Linked DNA regions of Homo sapiens: region 1 is linked to region 2. A link is a loop called in an ENCODE intact Hi-C map of the cell type or tissue named here. Cell type or tissue: Calu3. All regions are shown on one strand. Links, peaks and the distances in the headings refer to the core of each region. The heading gives the core; the rest is flanking DNA.

Region 1 (5,036 bases), core at 1-2,500, 350 kb before region 2:
GTTACATAACTGTTAGCTATAACTTTAGGCTTTTGCAAATCAACCACATTAATGCAGTTGTAATAATTAATTCACATCCCTTTAGTATGCTATTCTATTACATGAAAATACCTTGTTTTTTTGTCCATCTGACTATTATAAACAAAGCTGTTTGAATTTATTTGTAGATGTCTCCTGGTTCCGCCAGAAGAATTTCTCTAGGGCAGGTATTACTAACCTTTTTTTGTGTCTTAAAATCCTTTCAAAATCTTGTGAGCCTGTGGATCCCAAATGTTTTTAAATGTATAACAAATACATAGGGTTGCAAAGAAAACAAATACAGTGAAAAAAGTGAACTAGAATAATCAAAATACAAAATCAAATATGAAAAAAATGAACTAGAATAATGAAATATAAAAAACTTTTTAAAAAGAAATAGAGATGCTTCTTTATTAGGGCACTAAAAAACAATATCTAATAGTGGGTGTAAAAGATGTAATTTTGAAGTAGTGATAAGTGTGGAAGAAATTTTTATGTATTTACAACAACTATAAATGGAATTTGACATTGTCTATAATATTTATTGGTTACAAAGTCACAGGTCCTGCTAATATTGTGGTTTGTTGCCTACCTTCATAAAGGAAATGGTTAATTTTAGTTAGAAGTTGTTGCCAATAAAGATGGAATTGTTATTCATCCAACTTATCAGACCCTCTGAATTCTATCTATAGATTCACTCAGGATCTGTGTACTGGAAATTACAAACCACTACTCTGGATTACATACCCAGGAGTGGAATTGCTCGGTCATAAGTTATGTACATATTCATCTTTACTAAGTAGTGCCAGACTGTTTAATAGCAATGTATGAGGTTTTCCTGACCAATTTTTTATTATTGCCCATCTGGTCTGACGAATGTGAAGATGCATTTTTATACCTTTCATAACAAATAGGTATCCGTTGAAATGTGGTGGGAATTGTATGAGGTGAGCAAAGGAAACTTGATGGTGTTCCCGCTTGGTTTTTTTCGAAGGTCAGACTTATGCAGAAGCGAGCAGGTAGACCCAATTCTGGCCCAACTGAATAGGCCAGGTAATGCCAGTGCTGGCCCAACTGAATAGGAGGGCAGTAGCTCTACATGTAAATTCTAGATGCTTATATTCTGGTACTACATCCCTGGGTACTTTCTTGTTTGGGTGCTTTATTATTCTGCAGCCACTAGATGGTGGCATAGACTCACTTTTCCTTCATTCGGTGTTAGTGTGTGCATATGTCTATTTCTGTTATTTTTGAGTTCCTGTAATGTAAGTTATAGGTATTTATAGAGTAGACTTAACTTACAGTTTTTTTTGTGTGTGATACTGGATTATGTATAGAAGAAAAACTTCTGTAAAGGCAGGTTACTAGTAATAATAAGGCGGGTTAATAATTAAAAAAATCATTTTTTATTCAGTTTTCTTTAAAAAGAGACCTACTGATATCACCAAATATTTGTTAAGCACCTGTTGTATGTTGAACATTGAATTAAATGCCTTAATGAAGAAAAAAGAAAAAACCACCACTGCATGCTTCTTTCTGAGGTGGTCAGCATGTCTTGATATTTCTGTATTAGTCTCTTTTCAGCTAGAGTTCTTGGAGTAAAGCAGTAAAGACTTGTGAATAGCTAAATATTTAAGTATACTAGAAATGTATTTAATTTTTTTCTATTAATGAAGTATTTTTATTTCTAAAACACATAAACATGTTTATATATCCATTACCTCTTTTTAGATATAAAAATTGACTTTTACGTTTTCCATTGGAAAATGAATTTTAGTGCTAATGACATTTTAAATCCTGATATCAGTGAATACAATTATTTCCCAAAATAGGCTTTGCAAATCTTTCGCTCTGAATAATCCCTGTGCCTCACAACTGGAGTCGGGGAGAAATTTTATTAGACAAATATTTCTGAACCTTTTGCTATTTGTTTCAGATTTTTCTTATTAAATATGGCTCGTTTTTTTTTTTACTAGGTGTTTAAGTCGAGATATCTTCTAGCTTTAAGCACTTACACACTTTGTTAGTACATATTTTTTTTCATTAAGTTCCCCTTCCAAATGAACACTCATTATTCGATGCTCGCCAGTGTTTTCTTTACCTCCACAAGTTGTCCCAGGTACCTACTAGCTGGGTAATTGATTAACTTTCTAATCTGAGTTAGATTTACTTGACTCTCATTGATTGTTTTTATAGCATCTTTAAGTTTGTTGTATTTTATTTATTCTCAATGTTGTATTGAGAGCTAGAACTTTAATGCAAGGGGCAAGTAGGCTGTGTCCAACCAAAAGGGGCCTATTGCCTCTTTTGGTCTTTATTAGGTGTTTCACGATACTGCCTAGGATTTTCGACACATTCTTTCTGAACTAAGTTCAAATGCCTCACTATCGCTTTTGAAGGTTAACAGAAATAGTTTATGGGAAATTAGAACTTCTCAGATTAATATTCCCTCTGAAAAACATTCTAAGTTGTCTTTTCATGATAGCTTAATAGTGCTATTAGAAGTTGCCTTCATATCCAAAATTATTTTCTTCTCATATAAAGATACTGAGTATTAAAAAAATACATTTCCCGCCGGGCGCGGTGGCTCACGCCTTTAATCCCAGCACCTTGGGAGGCCGAGACAGGCGGATCACGAGGTTAGGAGATCGAGACCATCCTGGCTAACACGGTGAAACCCCGTCTCTACTAAAAATACAAAAAATTAGCCGGGCATGGTGGCAGGTGCCTGTAGTCCCAGCTACTCCGGAGGCTGAGGCAGGAGAATGGCGTGCACCCGGGAGGCGGAGCTTGCAATGAGCCGAGATGAGGCCACTGTACTCCAGCCTGGGCGACAGAGCGAGACTCCGTCTCAAAAAAAAAAAAAAAAAAAGTTTCCCAATTTTCATACTCCCTTGGAGTCATCTGAAGCTTCCACTTAGCACAAAATAAAAACTGGGAAGAAAGTTAATAAAAGTCATAACTTTAGAGGGTACTTCAGTATAAGTCCTGTTTCATATTATTTTTTATTAAAAATCAGTTGGTCTTGCCAGGTGCTGTGGCTCACGCCTGTAATCCCAGCACTTTGGGAGGCAGACTGGCAGATCACTTGAGGTCAGGAGTTCAAGACTAGCCTGGCCAACATGGTGAAACCTTGTGTCTCCACTAAAAATACAAAAATTAGCCAGGTGTGGTGGCAGGCACCTGTAATCCCAGCTACTTGGGAGGCTGAAGCAGGAGAAGTGCTTGAACCCAGGAGGTGGAGGTTGCAGTGGCCCAAGTATGCACCACTGCACTCCAGCCTGGGTGAGAGTTTCAAAAACAAACAAAAACATTTGGTCCTTTGCCTCTTTGTTGTTTTTTGTTTGTTTTCTCTTCTTTGTTTTTGGAATGAAGCATATTTGTTAATTTATATTACTAAAGTCTCCTTTATAATTACCTGTTTATTGAGAACTGAACCCTCTTTGGTTAGTTCTCATACCTACTTGGCTGCCCTTTCATTTTTTAAAGGTTTTAAGAAATATTTACTTAATCTCAGATCACTTGTTCGGTTCTCATCCCTTTTTTTCTCAGAGAATGTCAGTGATGCCTATTTACCGACAAGGGGTCATCAGATTTTATTATTTCTGATATTTCTTACATGCTGTTATGTAGTATACCTTTTACTTAAGTCCTTTCTTACTTTCATTTCACTCTGTAAAGCTGATATTTACATTTTAGACTAAAACACACAGCAAAGAGGAAGCTTAAAGAAGTTAGGTGGTTTGCCAAAGGTAACAAAATAAGCCATTTAGAGCTGGTTGGCTCATTTTAATTGCTCTCTTACAATCCAATATTTGAGCATATTGTAACTTTGTTCCTCTTTCTCTTTTGATACTTAAATATTCCCAGGTTTATAAATAATGCTTCAATGAGTAATTTTGTAGATATGTCCTTAGGCACATCCCTGTAAGTGGAATTAATGAGTCAACTTTACAATTTTTGGTTCACCATAGCCATTTATGCTCCCAGGCAGTGAATCGTATTTCCTCTTCCTGCACATTCTTGCAATTCTTGTAAGACTTTAATATTTGCATATCTTATGGATGAAAAATGTTTCATTGATTTCATTTATATTGCTCTGATTTCTTGTGAATTGAGAATCTTTTCATAATTTTATAGGCCATGTTGTTTTTCTTTTGTTGAGGTCCCTGTTTATATTCTTGGCCCAATTTTTTATTTTGTTGTTCATCTTTTTCATATTGATTTGAATGTTGCAATCCTGTCCCCTCAGCCTCGCAAGGTGTGGCTGGGATTAGAGGTGCACAACCATGCCTGGCTTGGTTTGAATGCTTTAAAAAATATATATATATATTCCGGCCGGGCGTGGTGGCTCATGCCTGTAATCCCATCACCCAAAAGTGATGGGAGGCCGAGACAGGTGGATCATGAGGTCAGGAGGTCAAGACCAGCCTGGCCAAGATGCTGAAACCCTGTCTCTACTAAAAATACAAAAAAATTAGCTGGGCATGGTGGCACATGCCTGTAATCCCAGCTACTTGGGAGGCTGAGGCAGGAGAATCGCTTGAACCCTGGGCGGCAGAGGTTGCAGTGAGCAGAGATTGTGCCACTGCACTCCAGCCTGGGCGACAGAGCAAGACTCCATCTCAAAACAAACAAAACAAAAACTTCCAGACTAATCTTTTTTTTGGATGTATGTTTTACTGATATGTTCTCCCATTTGTAGCTATTATTTAAACTTTCTAAGAGTATTTTGCCATATAGGTGTTTCTAAATTTAAATTATTGGTCTCATGTTTTTGTGCTTTTCCCCCTATTTAAGGTATACTTTCTTTTTCCTTGTGCATGATGATATTCTTGTATATTTTCCTGTAGATATTTTTACAGTTTTGCTTTTGCCCTTTAGGTATTTAATCTCTCTCAAGTTTATTTTAGTCACAGTATGAGGTGTAGATTTAATTTGATCTTTTTTTCAATATTAGTAGTCCATTACCAAAGAACAGTTTATTAAATAGTTCATTTGTTCCCTACCGATTTGTA
Region 2 (8,677 bases), core at 3,217-5,716:
TCTGATTGCTACTCAATGTTGTAGAAAGTGGATACTTTGTTGAGAAAACTGTCTTGCTGTTTGTCTCCAGGTTCTCAACATTTTACTCACTGACTTATAAAAAGAATACATTATATAATTGGGCCCTGGAGAGGGAGGAAGTAGTCTGTACTGATTTTTGGCTACAAGTTCTACTAAAACATCAGGGAAACATTATCATATATGCTATTTAATTAATGTAATTACATAGAATAATATTTCTCAAACTTTTGACAACTTTAGGTCACTAATTTCAAGTAAGTTTAACAAAAGATTCATTTGTCCAGTTTATTACTTTATTTCCAGCTTTACCAAGGTTTAATTGATAAACAAAAATTATATATATTTATGGCATAAAATGAAATGTTTCAATATCTGTATATATTGTACAATAATTAAATCAAGCTAATTAACATATCCTTCACCCCTCATATTTATTTTTTATGGTGATAACATTTAAGATCTACTCTTTTAGCAATTTGCAAGTACATATTGCATTATTACTAACTATAGTCACAATGCTGTCCATTGGTGACATAAGTCCAATACTTATTTTGGAATAAGCGTCCAAAACTTATTCCTCCTATCTAACTGAAACTTTGTACTCTTCGACCAACATCTTCCCATCTCCCCTTCGCTGCCCCTGGTAGCTACCATTTTGCTCTCTGCTTCTATGTGTTCAACTGTTTTAGATTTCACATATAAGTAAGATCATGCGGTATTTGTCTTTCTGTGCCTGGCTTATTCCACTTAACATAATGCCCACCAAGTTCATCCATGTTGTCCTAATTGACAGGATTTTCTTCTTTTCAAGGCTGGATAGCATTCGTGTGTGTGTGTGTGTGGAAGTGGATGTGTGTGTGCACACGCAAACCTCAGATTTTCTTTATCCATTCATCCACTGATGGACACTTAGGTTGATTCCAGACCTCAAAAACACAGGCAGCAAAAGCAAAACTAGACAAATGGTATTGCATCAAATTTAAAAGCTTCTGCACAGCCAAAGAAATGAATAACAGTGAAGAGGCAGCATGCAGAATGGGAGAAAGTACTTGCAAACCATACATCTGATAATGGGTTCATATCCAAAATACATAAGGAACTCAAACAATTCAATAGTAAGAAAACAAAGAACCCGGTTTAAAAATGGGCAAAGAACCTGAGTAGACATTTCTTTAAAGAATACATAGAGGCTGGGTGCGGTGGCTCACACCTCTAATCTCAGCACTTTGGGAGGCCGAGGCAGGTGGATCATGAGGTCAGGAGTTCAAGACCAGGCTGGCCAAGATGGTGAAACCACGTCTCTACTAAAAATACAAAAATTAGCCAGGTGTGGGGGCGGGCACTTGTAATCCCAGCTACTCAGAAGGCTGAGGCAGAGAATTGCTTGAACCCTGGAGGCAGAGGTTTCAGTGAGGTGAGATCACGCCACTGCACTCCAGCCTGGGCAACAGAGTGATAGTTCATTTCCAAAAAAAAAAAAAAACAAAAAAAAACAAAAAAGCATACAAATGGCGAAAAAGTATATGAAAAAATGCTCAGCATCAGTAATCATCAGGGACATGCAAATTATAAACACAATGTGATATTACCTCACACGTGTTAGAATGGCTGTTATCAAAAAGTCAGATGATAGTAAGTGTTGGTGAGGATGTGGAGAAAAGGGAACCCTTGTACACTTTTAGTAGGCTTGTAAATTGGTACAGTCATTTTTGAAAATAGTATGGAGATTCCTCAAAAAATTAAAAATGGAACTACCATATGATCCAGCAATCCCAGTTCTGGATATATATCCAAAGGAAATGAAAACAGTATATTATATATGCACTCCCATATTCATTGATGTATTCTTTTTAATGCATTTTTCTGTAGGGAGACCCCCTGAAACTATTGCTACGGAATAAAAGATGAAATGCTCCTGATTATTGTAAATACAAAATTGCATGCAGAATTGTGTAACGACAACCCAGGTTGGACTGCCAGAATGAGCCAACAGCACGTGATGTGCTTGCCCCTGCAGAGAGCCTATGAATGGACGTGCAGTCAGGGAGGTTTCATATCACCAAGATTCCTATCCCAGAAAAGCAGATGTTCATAGCTCTGGGAATGGAATGAGACCCTTGTGGAGAGCCTATAAACGGACGCATGGGGGCGCCTGTCGATATGGATAAGATAGGGCTATAGACGCCCTCATCTTGCCATGGCTCTTCTAGGCCTCTTTAGGGTTAAGGCATACTCCCTTCTGAGAATTTCTGGTCTAACCCGTTGTCTAGCTTCACGTCCTGTTTCTATGGATTGTTTGTAACCAGCTTTTGCTGCAACTGTTACTGCTGATTAATATCTTGCTAATCATAGGTTATGGAAAGACTAAGTTTCTGTTTTAAGGCTCTGTTAGAAATTACTGATGCACACACTATATTGTAAATTCTTATCCCTGTATACTGTACTTCTGCATACAGATGTTATGTTAAAGAATTACTTCATCCCCATGTGACCATCTCACCTCATAATCAAATGACCGTAAATCCCTCACTAACCTACCCCTGACCTCACTAAACTTAATAATAAATGCTGGTATATCCAGTGCATTGTTGGCACCATGGGACTAGAAGGCAGCGACCCCCCTGGACCCAGCTTTCACTATCTTGTGTGTGTCTATTATTTCTCAACCTGCCGATCCGCCTAGGAACAAAGAGAGAGCCCCATTGCATTGTGGGCTGCTGGCCAGATCCCACAATATTTTTGCATTAAATTAGAACATTCTAATTTACAACTATAGTTATCAGGAAGGACGATAGTGTTCAGTGTCTCTGTTAGATGGTTCTAGAGATTCAGATTCAAATGGACCCAAAATGTATAGATAGATTTTTTTTTTCAGAGACTACTTGACACTCTGTAATTTCATCTCAAAAGCTGAAAAGTAAAATGTCTGAACATGAAACATAATAGTGAATGGGTCTCTATCAACTCCTTGTTTTAAACATCTCTGATAACTTCCCTTCAGATTTTGAGTAAACATGCCTCATAATATATACAAACAACTTTATTCTCCAGCAGGTTAAAAAAAAATTAGGTATTGTGAAAGAGTGAAACTGTCAGGCATCAATCCATCTGCACATGGTTTAGTTTTCTCATGAAAACTTAATACAGTATCCTTAACCCGAAAAACATATATTTTAGCACCAGTATCATAGGTTCAGACTGCGCTAGGTCCTGCTCATATTGAGAGGCACAGTATAGCTAAGTAACTTAAAATCCTGGAAATGATCTGGCATTATTAGAAATGTTTCATCTAATAGCTCATTTCACTTACTTAGGTGCCTCTATAATCAGTGTTCTTAGATACAATAAAGCATTTATTCACATAACACCTTGGGACGTATGCACTGTTCAATCATATTAACAATTATCTTCTTCTCTTTTGACTGTGCATTGAGATTAGGAGTAGGCTGTAGGCTGGACAGCTTGGGTTTGAACCCCTGCTCCTTCACTTACTTGCTGTGAGGCTGTGGACAACTTCCTTAACCTCTCAGTTTCTGCATTGATAAGCCAAAGAGCCTACCAGATAGTAAAAACTTCATAGGTCATTATAGGAATTCAGTTAGTTCATATAAAGGTGCTTGATACATAATAAATGTTCAGTGCATGTTATCCATTGTTGTATACGAATAACACAAAGGCTAAGAAGTTACTCAAATATCAGTGATTTTATTTAATTGTGAAGTGAAGCATGTGTAGTACATGTAGTTTTAATTTCTTCTAAATAATTATGCTTTATTAATGAGAACTCTTTCTGATGCAAATTGAAAGAAAACAATCTTATAACTTGCTTAATTAGAAAAAAAAGAATGCATTGTCTTAAACAAACTGCAGTCCTAGAGGAGACTTTGCATTAAGCCTGTCTGAATTAGAAATCAGAAAATGTTATCAATAATAAATCTCTCTCTCTCTTTCTGTCTCTCTCCCTCTCCCTCTTTTCAGTCTCTTGGTTCTGCTTTTTCCTGATTTAGCTTTATTCTCAGGAAAAATAGCCTTGAGCCACTCTGTGCATACAGTTCTTAACTATCACAACTCAGAAAGAAAAAGAGACTTTCCATTTCAGAACTTCTATATAAATTCTCATGATGAATAAATACATTAAAAAAATCGGTCTCTATAGTTAAGTTTTGTTTATGAAAAAAAAGTCAGTCTCTATGGTTAATTGTCCTTTCCAACCTATCCTCTAGAAACATTTTTCCTAATCCCTGGATGAAATCTCAGCATGTTCTGTATCTTTTAGATAGTAACAAATAGTTTTATTTCCCAGTCTGAAAAATCCAAGCTTATATTAAGGCTTCAATGTTTCATTTACTTTAAAGTTTCTTCCACTTCCTAGCTTGGCCCTTCTTCAGACTGAAAATTCTGGAATGGGAAAATGCAGATGATATTGGTTCCCTCACCTATTTTCTCTTTTTCTTCTTGTCCTCCTTTTCCAGCGTTGGAATGAATTCTCTAGTGTTGGAACGGGGAGCAAAGAGAGGTAAGGGACAGGAAAGGTTTGTCTGGAGTACATGAGGTGTCCCCTGGCTAAATACACATTATTTCCTGTTTGGTTCTTGGGTTCTGAGAGGCATCCCAGGACTTTCTCTGGAGAGTTTACTCACCACTTCAGATGGTGCTCTTGATAGGAAATCCTTTAAAACAATCAAGTTCAGTTGTCTTCTACAGGATCTATATCTGGCCTCACATTGTGCCCCCAAACTCTGGAAATCTAGGCCACCTCTAGCACAGCTTTCTTGGCCGGGGTTGGAAATGAGACTGCCCGAGGGCAGCCTGAACTGGCCTTGTGCTCTTATCTGACTTGGTCAGGCCTCCCCACAGCCCTAGTCCAGTGCTGCCTGACATTGGGTAGGTAAACTTTTCCAGTTCAGGAGTTGTCTTTGAAGGTGACTTTGGCTCTTCCGCAAGGTCATTTTTGTACTTAGCTTTATCAGTAGCACTGGTAATATTTTGGCCTTCAATTTTATTGTTTTATTTTTGACATTGTTCAGAATCTAGGCAGGGCAAAGGGGTTCTCTTTTTGGATAAGCTGAAGAATCTCAGTGGTCTAGACTACCACACTAAGAAACATTAGTCTACTGGGGAAAATATAGAATGAAATGGGAGATGGTATAGGACATGACCTCTGCCTTCAAATGTTTAATCTAATTAGGGAGCTAGGCAAATAAATTATCATGAACAATTCAATGTGCTGAAAACAATAAGGGCTGCATTTATTGAGTATTAACTGTGTTTCAGGCTTTACAGATGTTTTCATTTAATCTTCACAGCAACCCTGATTTAGAGGCTATTACCATCTCCATTTTACAGATTGAGGCTAAAAGAGTTCAAACAGCATGTCTCAAATTAAGAAGAGTCAGAGCTTATATTTGAAACCAGATCTGTCTGATCTTAACTTCTTAATTGGCAAGCACCCTGTAAGGCCTCACTTGGACTTTTAGAAGCTTAGGGTCTAACAGAGAGCCTGACATGCAAATCTTCCACATTAAAGTAGCAAAACGAGAAAGACATTACTTCTATCAACTGCTTTGATACAGTAAATATCATATTAGAATAAGGCCTTTCTTCATATGCTGATGTCATTACCTGGCAATGGCAGAACATCCTAGGTATAAATCCTTGCCTCCAGCACCTAACCAGTTCAGATACTCTCCACTTCACTTATGTATACTGACCACCTGTGTGTCTTGACCAAACCCAGTGCATTTTTAGAATATTCTCAAATGTATGCAAACTCTACTCAGAATCAGAAAATCCCCCAATTTCTGAGCTTTCAAATATTTTATTTTTATGGTACTTTATTAATATAAAGAAATGTGACACTTTAAATTTCATGAAATAATAAGTAACATTAGTTTTCTATTTTTATTTTTCAGATGATTTTATACACATCTGTTTATCTGATACCTTTAACAATGTCATGGCGTATACTATTATAATTATCAACATTATAGATATTATGTTAAGGAACCTAAGACTCAAAGTTCTAAACAGGTAGTTTATAACTAAGTTACACAAAGACTGCAGCTGGGTGGATTCTCTTCTGATTGTAAATTCTATACTCTTTCTATTCTACCTCAGTGACTCAGATACTGCCAGCAATCGTTCTAGCTTTTCCTTGATGAGTTCCTATAGAATGATAAATATCTTCACAAAGTTCCCAACATCACTGCAAGAGCTGATTATTGGCTGGCTAGAAACAAAACATATATCAGACACTGTGGGAAAGCACAAGTGCATTTTTAGAGGCATTGTTTTTAATCATGAAAAGCTGGTACGACAGGCAATTTTTTGAAATATTAAATTGTGTTTTGCTTTTCCAGCTATAAAAATGAAAAAAGAATGAGTAGTATTTCTGCTTTATGCTTTGTATTTTCCTCCTCTCATTCTAAAAAGGCAACAGAACTTTGCATTCCCTTCCCTTTGATGTAATTGCTGAGCCAAAGCAAAATAACCGAAGAAAATCACTTTTTATGGCCTTTGTGGAGGCTTAAATTTATGAAGGATATCATGAGAGGGAGGGAAGAGAAGTATCATCCAGAATGAAGAGAAATAGATAAAAGCAGTGAAATCTTGGGGTATACCACACAATTTAAAAGGGGATGACAATCTGCTAATTTATGGAATATTTGACATGTGAAGTTGGCTCCATTGTCAATACCCATGGGTGCAGGAAGGACCCCTGCACCCCTCAAAAGGGAATGACAATTTGGTAAATCTCAGGAAGCTGGACCCTAGACCCTGGGGCTGGAATGCAGGCTGAGATTCAGATGGCAGAGCCTGGTACAAAAGCTCCAGAGCCACAGGACTTTGAAGTTCGGTGTAGGATAAATTTACCAGCTCTTCTCGAATGTTCTAAGGGCAGGAGAAGCCTATGTGAACATACAGTTTTACAGGAGCCTTCATCATCATCTTTGAATGAGGGCAGGGGCACAAAGAGGGTTCTCAAAAATTAATTTTCTGAACAGCTATTATCTGGAAACTTGATGTTATATTTAATTGTATTTTAAAATAATATATTATATATATGTATGTATATTTGTGTGTGCATGGGGTGAAGTTGAATAGACGAAATGAACTTTCAAATTGTAAATACTTTCTGATAAACAGTAATGAGTACTTGGGGGCTCATAATACCGTTCTCTTTCTTTGTATGTGAGAATTTTTCATAAGAAAACATTTTTAAAAGACAATAAAGTAAGGTAACAATTCTTTACCTCTCTTATATAGACTAAGTTTCATGCTGGCCATGCTGGAAGGATCCCAAAAAGCACCACACAAAAGGAATAGCTAAGTAGTGACGCCTGCCATGGGCTTAGAGTAGACAAGTGGCAATATATGTGACTTGTATTTTCCATCCTTCAGCAAGATTCTCCAACTATTTTTGACATAAACAAAGTCATCAGAAATCAAAATATTACAATTCAGTCATCTTTACACAGAAATAGAACAAATATATCACACTTTTGTGGGGATAGATTAATAATTTGAAGCAATAGCCATATCTTTTATTAGAAATAAAGTTATTGCCCAATATTTGATTCTACAGCCCTTTTGCAAAAACCTAAGTGAAACATTTCTGCTTGCTTTGATTCCTGGAAAGTATCTACGAGGAATAGAGATGGGATTTAACTAGAATCCCTGATCCACTAACGCTGCTAGATGCAGTTAATCCTGCTAGCTTTGGTCCACAAGACTGGAAGAAGATAAAATAAAACGTGGCTTGGATCCTCCCCAGTGTGCGGGGGCTGGACTTCATTTCCAAACTCAGAAAAAAGCCTTGGAATCCAACATTTGCCTCCACCAGCAGTCCTGATGCCCTAAGCCTTCTCCCCATCTCCTACTGGCTCTCTGGGATGGCACTATCAGATGTGCAGGGCTCCAGGGTGCTCAGATTCTTGCTCTTTCCAGAGCCCAAGGGCTGTCAGCTTTACCGATGCTCCTGAGTTGCCAGGCTCTAATTCTGCCATAGGACCTGCAGCTTGAGCAGGCCCAAAAGCCTAAGCCTACAAGGCTCCTTCTTCACGATGAGGTGTGTAACACTAAGATACCCTGAATGAAGGAAAGTCTGGCTGAGGGAATCTAAAACAGCACCCCAGAGAGGCCTGGAGCAGCCTCAGAGGACGCCTGCTCTCTAAGTGGAGGCTGCTTCCCAGAGGAGGCTGTGCTCCCTTGAGCCAGTCTCTGTGAGCTCCCAATGGAAGGTATAGAAGCTACTGGGAGCTAACGGAGATTTAAAATTAGCTTCTGTGGCGCACAAACTACCAGCCAACTATCCGCAGACACATCTAGGTCTTTGGGGGTACCCAACTATACTTACACAGAACTGGCCCCATAACCAACAGTTTCTACTTTGGAACTACCACCAATATGAAGGCTCCTGAGAGTTCTTGCTTTTCAGGGCAGAGGACAGAACATTAAAACCTGAAATGACACAAAGGCCTCCCAAAGATCTCCAAAGTGATGAAGGGAAGGAAATGTTAAAACTGCTATTTATGGCCGGGCGCAGTGGCTCATGCCAATCCCAGCACTTTGGGAGGCTGAGGCAGGTGGATTGCGAGGTCAGGAATTCAAGACTAGCCTGGCCAACATGGTGAAACCTCATCTCTATAAAAATACA

The links. Peaks named below come from ENCODE experiments on the same cell type or tissue, not always from the same donor. Only the 100,000 strongest peaks of a DNase experiment are listed, where the experiment ranks them.
Region 1: a loop joins it to region 2, with 5 times the contacts of the local background. A loop is called at or near these places in 15 of 110 quality-filtered maps.

Annotation. Positions count from the first base shown.
Region 1 is chr9:104,739,744-104,744,779 of GRCh38, reverse strand. The region is part of intron 1 of LOC107987105 (a long non-coding RNA gene); the gene reads left to right. Among named protein-coding and RNA genes, the nearest start is that of NIPSNAP3A, 5.4 kb to the left of the region's middle. In Calu3, for the core only: a CTCF peak has its summit at 1,191 (motif pointing right); a DNase peak (open chromatin) is centred at 1,189.
Region 2 is chr9:104,388,601-104,397,277 of GRCh38, reverse strand. No RefSeq gene overlaps it. Among named protein-coding and RNA genes, the nearest start is that of OR13F1, 110 kb to the left of the region's middle. In Calu3, for the core only: no CTCF peak of the experiment used is centred there; no DNase peak of the experiment used is centred there.